Linked DNA regions of Homo sapiens: region 1 is linked to region 2. Evidence: read pairs that join two places in POLR2A ChIA-PET (ENCODE). Cell type or tissue: PC-9. All regions are shown on one strand.

Region 1 (8,000 bases), 230 kb before region 2:
GCCTTTCTTGGTTCTCATGATCCATTATTGGAAGTATCTGAATAATTCCAATAGATCCATCTCAAGTTAACATTTCATAACTATTGTTTAGATTTAGATGAAAGTCTTGGTCCTCCACCTTGAGATATGTCTAGAATCCGATCCATTCTCACCACCTGCATTGTGGTGTCCTGATCATGGCCCACCGGGACCTCTGTAATGGCTCCTAACTTCTTCCCACGCCCCCATCACCAGCGCTCAACACAGCAGACAGAGAAGTCCTGCTAGGGCATGAGTCAGCTCCTGTCATTCCCTTCGGTGTACAGGTCCTGGAGTCCTCAGCGTGACCATGAGGCTCTGCTTATCAGGTCCTTGCTGACCTTATCTCTCTTTTACCTGCTCCAGACACACAGCCCAACAGTCTTGACAGTCCAGGCACACTTCTGCCCCAGGGCCTTTGCACCTGCTGTTCCCACTGCCTGGAACACTCTTTCCCATCCCTCCTTCCAGACTCTACTCAAATGCTACTTCCCAGATCATCCTACTTAAGTCCGTAGACCTCCCATCCTGGCCTTCACTCCCCTTCCCTGTTCCATCTTCTCTGTGGGAATACTGCCTTGACCTAACGTGTATTCTAGTTACGTGGCTTCCTGCCAGCCTCCCCACTCCACAGTAACCTACTGAGGACAATAATTCTTGTCTTTCTTGTTCCCTGCTGTGTCCCCACCCCTAGGGCTGTGATATTCCACAAATATTGGTTGAGCGAATGAATAAACATTGGTTAGGGGCTTGGTTCCCAATGATGCAGACACTGAAAGAAGGGAAATTCACAGGTCCATGGCCTGAGAACCTTCAGGATTATCCTGCGGACAATCAAAGATCGGCCTTCAAGGTCATGTAGCTCATGGTGGCTGAGCAGTAGCTCCAACCCAAATCTCCTGGTGATGAGCCGGCTGAAGGCACAGCCAGTTGGGCAGAGCAAGTGAGAACGCAGGCCGAGGCCAGGTGCAGACATGAACTCTCCAACCAGGGTTACAGCCCCACTGGGTGTCAGCTTCCCCTCAGGCAGTTCATTTAAGCCCCTAAGGCTCAGCTCTCTTAGTTTCCTCCAGCAGACCTCATGATAAGCCCTCCCCCACAGTGGGGAAGCTTGCCAGCTCATCACACTGTGCCAGCCACACAGAGAATTCTAGTTACAGAAAACGCAAAGAAATGCCGCCATTCCCAGTAAAAGAGGGGGGCAGAAGAATGCACTGGAGATGGGAGGAGCCTCCCTAAGAACAGAAATAGCCATAGAAATAGTCAAGGTGCAGCCATAGAAAGGAATGAAGGGCCTTTGCAGAGACATGGATGAAGCTGGAAGCCATCATTCTCAGCAAACTAACATGGGAACAGAAACCCAAACACTGCATGTTCTCACTCATAAGTGGGAGCTGAACAATGAGAACACATGGACACAGGGAGGGGAACAACACACACTGGGGCCTATGGTAGGGGGAGTGGAGGGAGAGCATCAGGACAAATAGCTAATGCACGTGGGGCTTAAAACCTAGGTGATGGGTTGACAGGTGTAGCAAACCACCATGGCACATGTCTACTTATGTAACAAACCTGCACATTCTGCACATGTATCCCGGAACCTAAAATAAAATAAAATAAAAAGAAACAGTCAAGGAAGCCACAACCCTGAAGGACCCTGTGTTTTCTGAGGTCAAAAACCATATCTTAGGCTAGGTGCAGTGGCTCATGCCTGTAACCCCAGTGCATTGAGAGGCTGAGGAGGGAGGATTGCTTGAGGCCAAGAGTTCGAGACCAGCCTGGGCAACACAGGAAGACCCTGTCTCTACAAAAAATAATTTTAAAAAAAAGCCGGGTATGGTGCAACATGCCTGTGGTCCCAGCTACTCCGGAGGCTGAGGTGGGAGGATCGCTTCAGCCCAGGAGGTAGACGCTGCAGTGAGCCGTGGTTGCACCACTGCACTCCAGCCTGGGCAACAGAAGGAGACCCTGTCTCAAACAAAACAAAACAAAACGTATCTTAATCACTATGGCATCTTCAGGAGGGCCCCACTGGCAGGTCATCTATATCACACAGAATTGCAGCTGCATACACATATCCAGAGCCAATAAAGCAGCACCTCTAGTAATCTGGCCAGGTTAGGTTAGGGTATCCCTGGAAAAACTCAGAAGGGGGACCTGGGGGACAGGGGCCAGCAGGCACCAGGACAGCACCACCCAGGGGCTCTGTGCCCCGTGGCAGTGATCAGTGAAGAAACGGACATGTGCCAGACTTGGGCCAGCTGAAGAGCTCCTCTGGGCACTTTTTTTTTTTTTTTGAGACAAGTCTCACTCTGTCACCCAGGCTGGAGTGCAGTGGCTTGACCTCAGCTCACTGCAGCCTCCACCTCCCAGGTTCAAGCGACTCTCCTGCCTCAGCCTCCCGTGTAGCTGGGATTACAGCTATGTGCCACCATGCCCAGCTAATTTTTGTATTTTTAGTAGAGACGGGGTTTCACCATGGTGGCCAGGCTGGTCTCAAACTCCTGATCCCAAGTGATCTGCCCACCTTGGACTCCCAAAGTGCTGGGATTACAGGCATGAGCCACCATGTCTGGCCTCCTCTGGGCACTTTATTCATCCATAGAAGGTAGGGAGTTGGGGAAAAGCTTTGCCTTGAAATCATGATGTTGGCACCAGAAGAAGATGGAGGCGTGAGGCCCTAGAAGAATAAAAATCAGACCCTCACAAGAAAACCCCAAGATCAGGAGTTTAGGTTGATCGAGGAAGGGGGCCTCTACCTGACTCCCCTGCCATGGGTGGATGTAAATAAAGGGTCAGGGTGTATAAACAGGGAGCGTATGCGTCTTCACTCTTGTACCTGGGGGCTGGGAGGATTCCAGGACTTCTTCCAAGACATTCGAAACAGGTCCTCAACATCCTAGCTGGAGACCAGAGTAGGTGTCTCTGGCTGGGTGGCTCTGCAGCGTGGCTGGCTGTGGATGAGGATGAGTGGCAGCAGAGACCTCACGCCCACCTCTGGGCCGCAACAGTGCGTGCAGTGGGCTGGGTGGGGAATGGCAGGAAGCAGCTATTTCCATAAGAGCTGGTAAAACTGGTCACTCCTGTTGTGTTTTACAACTGCCTACCTGACAGCTCCACTTGGATGTCTAGACACCTCAAATATAACCCAGCTAAGTCACATCTATTGACTTTTTTCTTTTTCATTTTAAATATTGAGGCGAAATTCACACAACATAGAATTAACCATTTACAAATTTTTTTTTTTTTTTTATACGGAGTCTCGCTCTGTCGCCCAGGCTGGAGTGCAGTGACGCGATCTCAGCTCACTGCAAGCCCCACCTCCCGGGTTCACGCCATTCTCCTGCCTCAGCCTCCCGAGTAGCTGGGACTACAGGCGCCCGCCACCACGCCCGGCTAATTTTTTGTATTTTTAGTAGAGATGGGGTTTCGCCGTGTTAGCCAGGATGGTCTCGATCTCCTGACCTCATGATCCGCCCACCTCGGCCTCCCAAAGTGCTGGGATTACAGGCGTGAGCCACCATGCCCGGCCACAAAAAAATTTTTTTTAAATACAGGGTTTTGCTCTGTTGCCCAGGCTGGACTGCAGTAGTGTGATCATAGCTCACTTCAGCCTCAAACTCCTAGGCTCAAGTAATCCTCCTGCCTCAGCCTCCCAAGTAGTTGGGATTACAGGCATGTGCCACCACATTCAGCTAATTAAAAAAAATTTTTTTTTGTAGAGATGGGGTCTTGCCATATTGCCCAGGCTGGTCTCAAATACCTGGCCTCAAGCGATCCTCCTGTCTCAGTCTTTCAAAGTACTGGAATTACAGGTGCATGCCACCATGCCTGGCTAATTATTTTATTTTATTTTTTCTAAAGATGGGGGTCTTGCCATGTTGCCAAGGTTGGTCTTGAACTCCCGACCTCAAGTGATCCACCCACCTTGGCCTGGGATTACAGGTGTGAGCCACAATGGCCAGCCAAAATTACCATTTTTAAAATGAACAATTCAGGCCAGGTGCGGTGGTTCACACCTATAATCCCAGCACTCTAGGAGGCCAAGGTGGGCAGATACCTGAGGTCAGAAGTTCGAGACCAGCCTGGCCAACATGGTGAAACCATCTCTACTAAAAACACAAAAATTAGCTGGGTGCGGAGGCTCACGCCTGTAATCCCAGCACTTTGGGAGGCTGAGGTGGGTGGATCACGAGGTCAGGAGATTGAGACCATCCTGGCTAACACGGTGAAACCCCGTCTCTACTAAAAATACAAAAAATAGCCGGGCATGGTTGCGGGCACCTATAGTCCCAGCTACTCGGGAGGCTGAGGCAGGAGAATGGCGTGAACCCGGGAGGCGGAGCTTGCAGTGAGCCAAGATCGCGCCACTGCACTCCAGCCTGGGCGAGAGAGCTAGACTCTGTCTCAAAAAAAAAAAAAAAGAAAAAAAAAGAAAAAAACATGAAAATTAGCTGGGCTTGGTGGCAGGTGCTTGTAATCCCAGCTACTCAGGACGCTGAGACAGGAGAATCGCATGAACCCCAGAGGTGGAGGTTGTAGTGAGCCAAGATCTCACCATCGCACTCCAGCCAGGGTGACAAGAGTGAAACTCTGTCTTAAAAAGATAAATAAAATAAAATAAAATAAAATAAAATAAAATAAAATGAACAATTCAAGCCAGGCATGGTGGCTCACACCTGTTATCTTAGAACTAGAACTTTGGGAGGCCAAGCTGGGAGGATTGCCTGAGCTCAGGAGCTCGAGACCAGCCTGGGCAACATGGCAAAACCCCGTCTCTAATAAAAATACAAAAAAATTAGCCAGGGGTGGTGGTGCATGCCTGTAATGCCAGCTACTGGGGAGACTGAGGCAGGAGAATTGCTTGAACCTGGGATGTGGAGGTTGCAGTGAGCCAAGACCACGCCACTGTACTCCAGCCTGGGTCACAGAGTGAGACTCCGTCAAATAAACAAACAAAAAAACACAATTCAGTGGCATTTAGTAAATATACAACATTGTGTGACCACTATATCTAGTTTCGGAACATTTTTACCACCCAAAAAGAAACCACACACCCGTTAAGCAGCTCCTGGTCCAAGGCAACCACCAATCTGCTTTCCATCTCTGGATTTGCCTGTTCTGCACATTTCATATACGTGGAGTTGTGTAATATGTGGCCTCTTGCATTGGTGTCTTCCCCTCTGCATGATGTTTTGAGGCTCTTCCATGTCATAGCCTGTGTCAGTGCCTCGTCCTGGATGTGGCCATATCATATTCCATTGTGTGAACGCCGTGCGTTGTCGATTCATTTGTCTGTTCATGGCCATCGGGCTCTCGTGAATGCTGCTATTGTAACCGTGCAGTGGGTTCATTTATCCCACTTCCCAGATAGAGCCAATTTATCAAGACAGGGGAATCGAAATAGAGAAAGAGTTTAATTCATGCAGAGCTGGCTGAACAGGAGACTGGAGTTTTATTATGACTCAAACCAGCCTCCCCAGAATTCGGAGGCTAGGAGTTTTCAAGGATAGTTTGGGGGCCCTGGGAATGAGTGCTGCTGGTTGGTTGCAGATGCAATGACAGGGGTGACAGTCTTCTTCTGGGTGAGGCCACAGGACACATTGGCAGGTCCAGGTGGAGCCATCAGCTATCAGAAATGCAAAACCCTGGCCAGGCGCAGTGGCTCACGCCTGTAATCCCAGCACTTTGGGAGGCCAAGGCAGACAGATCACAAGGTCGGGAAATCAAAAACATCTTGGCCAACATGGTGAAACCCCATCTCTACTAAAAATAAAAAATAAAAAATTAGCTGGGTGTGGTGGCACACGCCTGTAATCCCAGCTACTTTGGAGGCTGAGGCAGAAGAATCATTTGAACCCGGGAGGCAGAGGTTGCAGTGAGCCAAGATCGGGCCACTGCACTCCACCCTGGGCAACAAGAGCAAAACTCCATCTCAAAAAAAAAAAAAAAAAAAAAAGAAGAAGAAGAAGAAATGCAAAATCCTGAAAAGACATCTCAAAAGGCCAATCTTAGATTTATGCGTACACATCAGCAGAACTCAGGCTCCTTTCATCGTCCTAACTTGGTAGACTTTCATTAGCCTTATGATGACAGTTTAGTTTTGGAGAAGGGCTATTATCATTTAAACCACAAACTAAATGTCTCCCAAAGTGAACTTGGCACAAGCCCAGTTTGGAGGTTAAAGACAAGATGAGGCGTTTCGCTGGAGCCCATGAGGTTGAGGCTGCAGTGAGCTATGATTGCACCACTTCACTCCAGCCTGGGCTACTCAGTGAGACCCTATCTCTTAAAAAAATTAAAACAAAAACAAAAACAAACAAACAAAACAACCAAACTGCACACTTTGGATTCCATGTGGGATTAACAATGGAAGCTACTCCATTTTGGAGTCTGGTATTTAAAATTCTCACTGCGGCTTGGGTTTGCCTCCTGATCAGGGAATCAGTCCCTACTGGCTTCCATTTATTGATCCTTATCCCTTCCATGAACAGCTTTTGATTTCCTGCCTTCTGTCTTTGGGACACAGGGCTTTTGGACCCTTATGTGCAGGTGGTCAGCTGAGAAGCTGAGACCCTAGAGAATACAGCTGAACAGAAATGTGAGTTAGACTCCACTTGTGGCTAGTGAAACTTCACTTTCTTTGAGCTGTCTTTGGGATGGTTCTGGGTCTTATACAAAAAGAATTATCAGCTGTTTGGCCCAGCTAAAATCTGGTAACAAGAGATTTGAAAGGATTTTTTGGGGGGCAGGGGGGACAGAGTCTCACTCTGTCAACCAGGCTGGAGTACAGTGGCACAATCTCAGCTCACTGCGAGCTCCGCCTCCTGGGTTGAAGCGATTCTCATGCCTCAGCCTCCTGAGTAGCTGGGATTAAAGGCATGCACCACCATGCTTGGCTAAGTTTTGTATTTTTGGTAGAAACAGGGTTTCACCACGTTGGCCAGGCTGGTCTCGAACTCCTGGCCTCAAGTGATTCGCCCACCTCGGCCTCCCAAAGTGCTGGGATTACAGGCGTGAGCCACCACACCCGACCGATTCCCTCTCTTTTTAGACCACACGGGGTAACTTCCTGACATTGCCATGGCATTTGTAAACCATCATGGCGCTGGTAGGAGTGTCTTTTTGCATGCTAACACATTATAATTAGCATATAATGAGCAGCGAGGACAGGCAGAGGTCACTTCCATCGCCATCCTGGTTTTGGTGGGTTCCGGCTGGCTTCTTCATCGCATCCTGTTTTATCAGCAAGGTCTTTGTGACCTATATTTTGTGCCAACCTCCTATCTCATCCTCTGACTAAGAGTGCCTAACCTCCTGGGAATGCAGCCCAGTGGGCCTCAGCCTTATTTTACCCAGACCCTGTTCAAGATGGAGTCACTCTGGTTCGAACGCCTCTGACACCTCTGTTCACTTCATTTAAAAAAAATTGTTCTCCCATATACTTTTACTCCGCCCCACTCCTGCTTCCGCTGCCATATTCAGTACCATGTAAAGAGATCTAGAGATTTCTAATGACCCAAACCCCTTAAGGAACTCAGAAAAAAAAGATGCCACTCACCGTTGGTTGGAGGTCTTCTGCTTTCCTTGTGGAGTTTCAAGCACCACATGGAGAGTCTCCTGAGGTCTAACGCTCCGCTCTCTTTTGCACAGTATTACCCGATTTCTTTGGCTTTTCGGAGATACCAAAAATGACCCTGTATTGTGAGAAAACTTGACCGTGGTTTGCGTAATGGCTAGGCAAGAGATACAGTTTTAGAGGTGGCTGATGGCAGTTGCTTACAGAAAATGGTTATTACTACAGGGGGTGACAAAAAGCATGGTTTGGGGCACCAATGAGGTGGGAAATCAGCCGGATTTGTTTTCTGAGCACCGGTAATGACCCTGCTGGTCAAAGCAGGATGCAAACTGGGTGCAGTGGCTCATGCCTATAACCCCAGAATTTTGGGAGGCTGCAAAAGGAGGATCACTTGAACCCAGGA
Region 2 (8,000 bases):
AGGCTGGGCTGCCAGGAGGAAGAGCAGCTCCGGACCTCAGGCCCCCCCAGCAGGCGGCGATGGAGGGTGATGGGAGAATTGACGAGTGCTCGCGGGGTCTCACTCGGGAAAGGGCCGGTTAACTCTGAGCAACTGGGAGCCTCGCTCCCACCCCAGTGCCTGGAAACACAAACAGTATTTTATTGAGCCTTGGCTGCCGGGGCTCTGGTTTCAGGAAAAGCCTCAGTCCTGCATTTGTGAATTTTTAAGGAGGCAAACAAGGTGAATTTGACCTTCCTAGGAGTGGGAGTTAGGGAAAATTCAGGCTGCCCTACCAAGCCCTTGGAACCGTGCAGCAGGGGTCAGGGGAGGGATGGGCAAAGGCGGTTTGGCCCATGGAGCAGGTCTCCTGGTCCTCCCGGAGCACGGGGGGCGGGGAGCTCCAGCTCTTCATCAAGCGCCCTTTGGGGTTTCCAACTGTTTTCTGTTGTTCTCTGTGTGTCTTTTCCCCTTTTGCCTGGGGGCGGGGGCTGGAGGGGAACATACCTCTTATCTACATCACTCGGGTCTCATGTCTGAAGGGCCTGTCTCACCTGCCACCTACCTGGCCTTGGCCTCGACATCTGAGCGCCTCATCACCTCCTCTCCACATGCCCAGGGGTGCCCCTCCCAAGGCTGGCTGGGCAGGTCCCACGGACTAGGCCCCAGGAGGAGCAGTGGGCTTCCCCCAGGAAAGAGCAGAGCCAGCACTGCCTGCCTAGGGAGGGCACCCACTACCAGGCATGGCTGGTGGCTCCGTTTAAAGAAATCTTTGTCCATGTGGGAGTGGGAGGTGCTTCCCCATCCTGCCTGGAAGCCACGTCCTGGCTCTTACCGTGGACTCTGCAACAGCCGTGGTGGCCACATGAAGATGGAGGAACCTGGTGGCTCAGGGGCCCCTGATGTCACCGCCTCCAAGGCAACGGGACTGGGCAGGGCAGCTCCTCAGGAAGGATGATCCCACCTGCACGGGTCAGCCCTGCAGGGGGACAAGGCCCACCACAACCCCACCTCAGGCCACCAACTGGACCTGTCCTGCCAAGAAGGTCCCTTCCAATTTGTCCGGCAGCTGGTTCCCTGGATACAGCCCAGACGCAGCATCATCCTCATGTTCACCTCTGCTGTGCCCTACTTCCCCCGTAAATGACAACTGTGTAGTCACCCACGCCGGGCAAGAGAACATAGGTGCCACCTGGCGGGCCACACTTTTCAGGGGCCGTGCCTCGGGCAGGCCCGGCTCTCTGTTGTCCCGCAGCCCTCAGGGCTGGCGGTGGCTGCTCAGTGCCTAGGGAGTGCCCTTGCCACACAGCTGGGCAGCGAGCATGACTCAGCGTTTACACTCAACCAGCCGCACAGGCTCCAGAGGGGAAGTTCTCTGGGGTCCTTCTATGAGAGAGCATCCTGTCTGCAGCCCTGTTCTGGCTCCTTCCACATCATTCATGCATTCATCCCACGAGGACTATGGTACCGTGGGCTCGCTCTAGGGAAGCAAGGCAGGAGCGCACTGGGGCTACTTGGATTCCCGGGGCAGACACATATGTACCCTGCACACCCTCAAATGAGCAAAGCCACCCCACTGGCCCCTGGGTGAGGCCATGTGGACCCCCACACCTTTGGGGCCGGCTGGGCAAACCTTGAACCCCCAATTTCTGCGTGGCCTTTGGCTGCCCTCCTTCTCCAAGGCGTGACTCTTACTCCAGAGACTCAGGCGAGCACGTGTCCCTTACCTTATTTTCTCTCAATCAAACTGAAACCCATTGTGATCCCCCATAGTCCAGTGCGGTCTCTGTTATTATTACGGGTGTCTCCCTTCCTCCCCGTGCCCAGGACAGGCCATGAGCCAGAGATACAAGGGGCCCCAGGCAAGATGCAGGGCTCTCTGCTCCTGGCTCTTTATCGTCGTCGGGACACCCTTTGTCCAAACTCAAGGAATCCCGGGAGGTCTGGCTTTGCCGCTTTGGCTGGGACTCAGGTACCTGGGCATACCTGCATCTGTGCCCCCTCTTCGTCCCAGTGAGACGGACCCTCAGTATCCCCCCCAACATAGAACAGGAAGGTCTCAAGCCAGCCCCCTCCTCCAGTTCAATCACCCTCCCTCACATCCACCCAGAGAAGTCCAGACCTGTGGCCACTTCCATGCCCTCTCCAGACCAGGAGACACCTGCTGCTGACCTCGTGGAAAACTTAGATTTTGACATTCTGATGCTTCGGAAGTGGTGGCTCCTCCTCCTTCACCCCTCCGCCACCTGTGGGCCTCCTCTCTGCATCTCAAGAGAACAACCAGATCTTTGGGCTCCTGGGGTGTGTGCCATGCAATTTAGACGAAGTGCTTTGAAAATATGCCATTCAGTCTCTGACTAGGAAAATAAGTCTGACCTGATAGGTCCGATGTCATCAGCTCTTCAACATGAGACAAAAGAGGGGATTTTATGTTTTGAGTCATTAGAATGATATAATAATTTTCTGAATTGACATCTGGATGTTGAAATTAGGATGGTGCAAAAGGGGTCCAGGGCCTCAGGCTGGGCGCAGCAGCCAGCTCCCAATGACGCAGAAGCTGCTTCAAAACCCCCTCAACAAAGAGGGGCACATGCAAGTCACCAAAGTGGGAAGCCTTCACCAAGGCCACACCCAAAGTCTACTGATTGTCTGTCCAAAGTTCGTTGATTCCTGGCCATGAACAAGCACAATAGAAAAAGACACAGGGTCCTAGTGGCTACAAGTCAATGTGAATTGGCACATGGTCTAGCAGTTTTAAAATCTGACAGTAGAGTATGGCAATGGGCAAGGGCCAAGAAGTCCTGAGATGGGAGGTCAGCGCTCTAACTGGGCTCAGTGGAGGTCTGTGACCAGTGTCTGGACACTAGCTACAGGGGACCGGGCAGAGGATTCTGGGCAGAAGGAAAATGTCTAAAAGTACTTTGGGAGGGTAAAGGACAGGGGCCTTATTTAAAATAAAGACTGAAGGATAATAAGTGTCACCCAGGTTTGTGGATTATTGGAGGGGGCACCATCTAGCCATTCTCCACTTTTCCAGTGTGGAGAACCTGGGCAAAGGCGCCAGTGGTCACATGAGGTGCTGCCACGGGGCGGGCTCTGGGAGACCCACTCTAGACCGCTGACCTCTTGGTGCCATCCATTCTGCCTCCTAGAACTCTGGGGTTCTGAGTGCGTGCTCTTGGTGGGGGCCTTCCTCTTTGTTGGGAGAGCCGCTGCTGAAGGGGCCTCTCCCTCTGGCCCAGGATGTAGAGGACACGTGAGGACTACACAAGTGCAGGGGTGGGTGCGGGGGTGGGTGCGGCTTTCCAGCCCTCGCCTTCACTGCACTGGAAGCCTGCTTTCTGGTGTGACCTTTGGGTTCCCTCTCTGCAAGCAAACAACCAGCTCAGACAAAACCAACCATGACCACATCTCAGGTGGGTGGCACCTGGGTCACCCTCCCACCACAGCCCCTGGAGCAGTTTCCAGGTACCTGGCCTCCACTGTCTATTCCACTCACCTCCTGCTGATGTGGACAACTTTAGAAATAAAGTACCAGGGACCCCAGACCACTAGGCAAGAGCCCAGGTGCCCCCTGGGAAATGCCACCACCCACCCCAAGAGCAGGGTGGGGTCTAGCTCCTGAAACAGTCTCCTCTGGGCAAGTGCTGCCTTTCTTCAAAGTCCAGGCGCCCTCTTGGTTGTTGGATAAATCCCCAGGTTCTGCCCCATGATTCATGTAGACGGGAGTTTCCCCCGGTTCTCTGTCTTTCTGCCTGGCTGGGCCACAGATGAGTGCCCCAACCCGGCAGACAAACAGAATTGGACTTTTAGGGTCAGAGGCAGCCAGCCTGAGATGGAGTAGGGTGGGGGCTGGGGAGGGTGTTGGGACCCCGGGAAGGGGATGAGGACATTCCAGGGGAGGTGAACTGTTTGTTTCCCTGGAGGGTTAGACAAAGAACCGAGCTCTTGCAGATTTTGCCGGAAATGCAACTAGAGCTATTGATAGGGTTGAGGATGGGGTCTTTCAGGGTGGGTGAGTCCCTGGAGCTGACTAAAGATTAGTGTTAGTGCAGGTCAGATGAGGAGCTGCCCCCACAGGTGTCGCTCCAGGTGCCCACAGCAGGGACAAACCCCCGCCGACCCCCTGCCCCACGGGAGCTGGTTGCAGCTTCCCCTCCGCCTCCCCCACCCCACCTCTCTCTGTCCCTTCCCCCGTGCAGTGGCCTCAGGGTGGCCACCCACCTGCTCCCAGGGGACGTGAGAGTGTTAGCAAAAGCACCATGCCCTTCCCCTCCACCCTCTGGAGCCTTCAGGGCAGCCCCAAAGCGGTCCCAGTGTCTCTGAAGGGGCTGGGGACCCGGAGTCTGAAATTCAGCTGATGGGTCACCAAACTGGCCTGGCCTCTGAGCCTCTGCACCGATCCTCTCACCCCATCAGGTACCTGAAGCTGATCCAGGACACCAAGGTCTGTTTGTGTGGGGGGGCTGCCAGCTCCCCAGAATCTGGCCCACGATGGTTTTGATTAGAGGAAACACCCCACCAGAAAGCATCCCAGAGATACCTAGAGACCCCCTGTGGCTTCCCCAAAGTGTCCCCTCCCCTCCCCACGACCTGAGAGGCTGCCATGCCCACGGCACGGGCCCCCTGGGGTGCTGTCCTTTCTAGAAAGCAGGTTCCAAAGGTGGGGTTCGGGCCTACTTGGCACAGGGAGGCTTAGACAGAAAGCGGGACTCCCCTCTGCCACGGCCCCCCAGACCCCGGCCGGCTCCTCGCGAGGCTGGACCCGCCTCCCCACCCCCTCCTTCGTGCGGTCCTGATGAAGGCGCCGCGTTTTCCGAGACGCAGAACTGCTGTGGGGTGTCTGCAGAGCCCGGGCTTCTCACCGGGAACTGCTCTCCTGGGACGGAGGGCGGCGGAGGCCTCCCGGAGCCCCCGGCCCACCTGAGGCCTTGGGGGCGGGGTCCGTGCGCCGCGAACCCCACCGAGCCGGGCAGGAGGAGGCGCATTTGGGCACAAAGGGACCTCGCGTCCTCAAAATAATCCTCGCCGCTAATTCCCATTCCAGCAGGAAGAGGCCGGCGCCGCTCACATCCACCCCATTTTCCGCGGAAGGGGCTTTGTTGCTTTTCTTTTGATTTCACCCCAGCGGGCGCGCGATCCCGCCCGGCACACGCCTGGCCTCCGAGCCGCTGCGTGCGGTTCTGCCCAAGTCGGGGAAGGAGGGGCGCGCAGAACGGGAGAGGGCTGGAGACGGGCACAGAAGGAGAGGAGAGGAGAAGAGAGGAGGGGAGAGGAGGGGAGAGGAGGGGAGGGGAGGAGAGGAGAGGGGAGGGGAGGAGAGGAGAGGGGAGGGGAGGGGAGGGGAGGGGAGAGGAGAGGGGAGGGGAGGGGAGGGGCGGGGTGCGAGAAGGGGCAGCAGCCCCCGGGCCCAGTCATCCAGCCACGTCAGGTGTGCGTCGGGTAAAGGTAGTAACCTGGTGGCGGTGACGAGGAGGCTGGAGAACGTGCAAGAGGAGGCCGAGCCTCAGAGTCCCAAAAGTCGGAGGAAACTCCCCACCTCCTGGAGCCTCCCACTTGCTGTAATTCCCTGCAGTGACCCACCCCACCCCAACCAGGGCAGCGAAGGACCCACCGGGCCCTGGCCCCAGGCCCCTCTGAGCCTTCCACCCACCCTGCCCAAGCCCTCACCCAGCCCAGCCCTAGAGCCCGCCTGTAGCCGGGACACCGCACCACTCCCTCCACCCTCACCCTCAGCCGCCAGCCCCTGTCTGTCCCTGTCCAGCCCACCCTCTCTCTATAAAACCTGAGCAAAGGCAGGAGACCCTCCCGCCTCAGAAGAGCAGCAGCACCCCGGGCTCCCTGCAGCTCTCTACGGGGCGGGGGTGCAGGAAGCCACAGCGGTGACCACCAGGGCCAGGGCCCAGCAGGCTGGGAGCTGCTGGCGGAGTGGGACAGAGTCCTCACCAACCGAACCGAAGTGCAGTCTGTCTGCCTGATGGATCCCTTGTCATGGGGACCCACAGGCTTGCAGGGCCTGTTTTTCTTGAAAAGAAGGTTTATTTGGGTCACTCTTAGGAGTTCATGCTGCTCTTTGGCCTTCGGCAGCTTGGCTCGGCCAAGCTGGAGCAGGAGGAGAGAGACCAGAAGACAGGCAGCCTGCGGGCAGGCTCAGATCCTGGGCTCCGTGCTCCCACAGTCTGACTCCAGCCCCTCGCCCAGACCCTGGCCCCAGCTCCCAGTGGAGGGACTGCCCGTCAGGGTGGGTTACTCGGCTCTTCCTTCTTGTGTGGGGTAAAGGGACCTCCCTGTCCAGTGCCACGCCCCTCCCAGGTGGCTGCAGGAGAAACCCCCCAGGGGCAGATCATCAGATGGCCCGCCTGTGTGAATAGGCCTCCTTGGGGAAACTCCGGAAGAATTGTTAAATATTTCAAGGTGGGAAGGGGACGTCAAGGTCATCAAGGCCCACTCCAGGTGGGGCATGACCCTCCCTGCTTTGGGCTGCCTTTTCTTTCTCCAGGGCGTGAGGAGCAGGCCATGTGGTCTAGACTCACTGTGTAGCCTTGGACGTCATGTCTGCCCCCTCTGGGCCTCAAGACGTGCCACCTCCATCCATGGTGGGGGAGGCTGGTGGGGGTCCCCAGCCAGACCGTTGGGTTTGGCCCTTGCCTTGGGAGGTGAGGGTGGGAGGCTAGGGGAGTGCTGAGCTCTGGGCTGTGTCCTGCTTAGCTCCCTCCTTTCCTGGAGAACGGTAGGAGCACACATTGAGCACCTGTTGCATACTAAATAGGAAGAGGATTTTTTTTTAAGAGGGAGCAGGCTGGGGAAGGGGATACTTGTTCTTGTCCCTGTGGATGGGTAGGAGCGGAAGCTGTCACAGACAGATTAGGGCCACAAGGGCCAACTTCCCAGCACCTGCCCCTTCCTCCCCTCCCACTCCCACTTCCCCATTTCACCCCCACTTCACTTCTCCCACATCTTACTCCATCCCCTACCTCATTCCCCATCCCACGCCCCCTACTTGGCTGCCCCCACACAGGACCACCTCCCAGGGCCTCCCACCCCACTTTTATGTTCTTGAAACCACAGACATGGAACCTTCATGCACCTGTAAGCTTAGAACTTGGCTGACTTTCCAAAGTGCTGAGCCACAAGAGGCCTCACACCTTTCCTGGAAGAGGAGCCAGCCCCAGGCCAGGCCTGGCAGCCTCTGGGCCAGGACAGCCTCTTCCACGACCCCGCCTAACCCTGCCTGCCAGACCTGCCCGCCACACCATCGGGAAAGTGTCTCCCTCCCCCTCGTCTCATGGCCACTCCTAGATCGCAGCACCCCTGGGGGTCAATGCACAGGGAGCTGTCACCACATGGCCAGGCCAGGGGTGTCCCTTCCTCTTGTCCTCAATGGTGTATGTGAAGAATAGTGCAAGGAGGGTCCCTGCGGGGCTGGCTCTGGCCCCAAGGCCTTGCATGGGCTGCTATGGCAAAGGCCCATCCCCACATACCGTGAGATGTTCCTCACTGGGGGCTTTGGATCAAGGGCACCCCATGGTACCAGGAGAGGCCCGTTCAATATGAGGAGAAAGGCCTGGGCTTGAACCCTGAACTCCTGGTTCCAGCACGTCCTGTGACCTCCCTGAACTTAGTGTCAGACGCTAGGATCCTGGTTATCCCTGCCAGAAACTTTGAGGGCTCCAGTGAAAGGAAGTTGGTCTCTCCCCCACATTAGTGCACCCACAGCCCTCAGTTTCCGGGCCATGTGCTCAGAGAGACACCCGCTCCTGCACCCCAGCATCTCTGTGCACACCTAGCACGTCCCTCCCCATCACGACCCTCCCCACATCCGCCACGCAGTGCCCCGTGATGCCCGCCCCCACCCGGGAGCCCGCACCGAGCCCGGCCCCAGCTGGCAGCCGCCTCGCGGTGTTTGCTGGATGATAAATGAATAAACGGGGGCCTCCTGGATGCTCAGCAAATATTGCCTGAATGAAGGAACGTCGCACGAA

The links. ChIA-PET counts read pairs that join two places held together with the same protein. Peaks named below come from ENCODE experiments on the same cell type or tissue, not always from the same donor. Only the 100,000 strongest peaks of a DNase experiment are listed, where the experiment ranks them.
Region 1: POLR2A ChIA-PET joins it to region 2 with 14 read pairs; 2 of 35 experiments call an interaction of 5 or more read pairs at or near these places.

What each region holds. Positions count from the first base shown.
Region 1 is chr17:80,161,699-80,169,698 of GRCh38, reverse strand. No RefSeq gene overlaps it. Among named protein-coding and RNA genes, the nearest start is that of CARD14, 4.3 kb to the left of the region's middle. RefSeq lists a silencer at 5,975-6,269. In PC-9, no CTCF peak of the experiment used is centred here; a DNase peak (open chromatin) is centred at 3,078.
Region 2 is chr17:79,927,342-79,935,341 of GRCh38, reverse strand. It overlaps TBC1D16 (TBC1 domain family member 16), which reads left to right. Exons shown (of 12, transcript NM_019020.4): 12 at 1-2,999. Among named protein-coding and RNA genes, the nearest start is that of LINC01979, 4.6 kb to the right of the region's middle. RefSeq lists an enhancer at 3,611-3,830. In PC-9, no CTCF peak of the experiment used is centred here; a DNase peak (open chromatin) is centred at 1,291.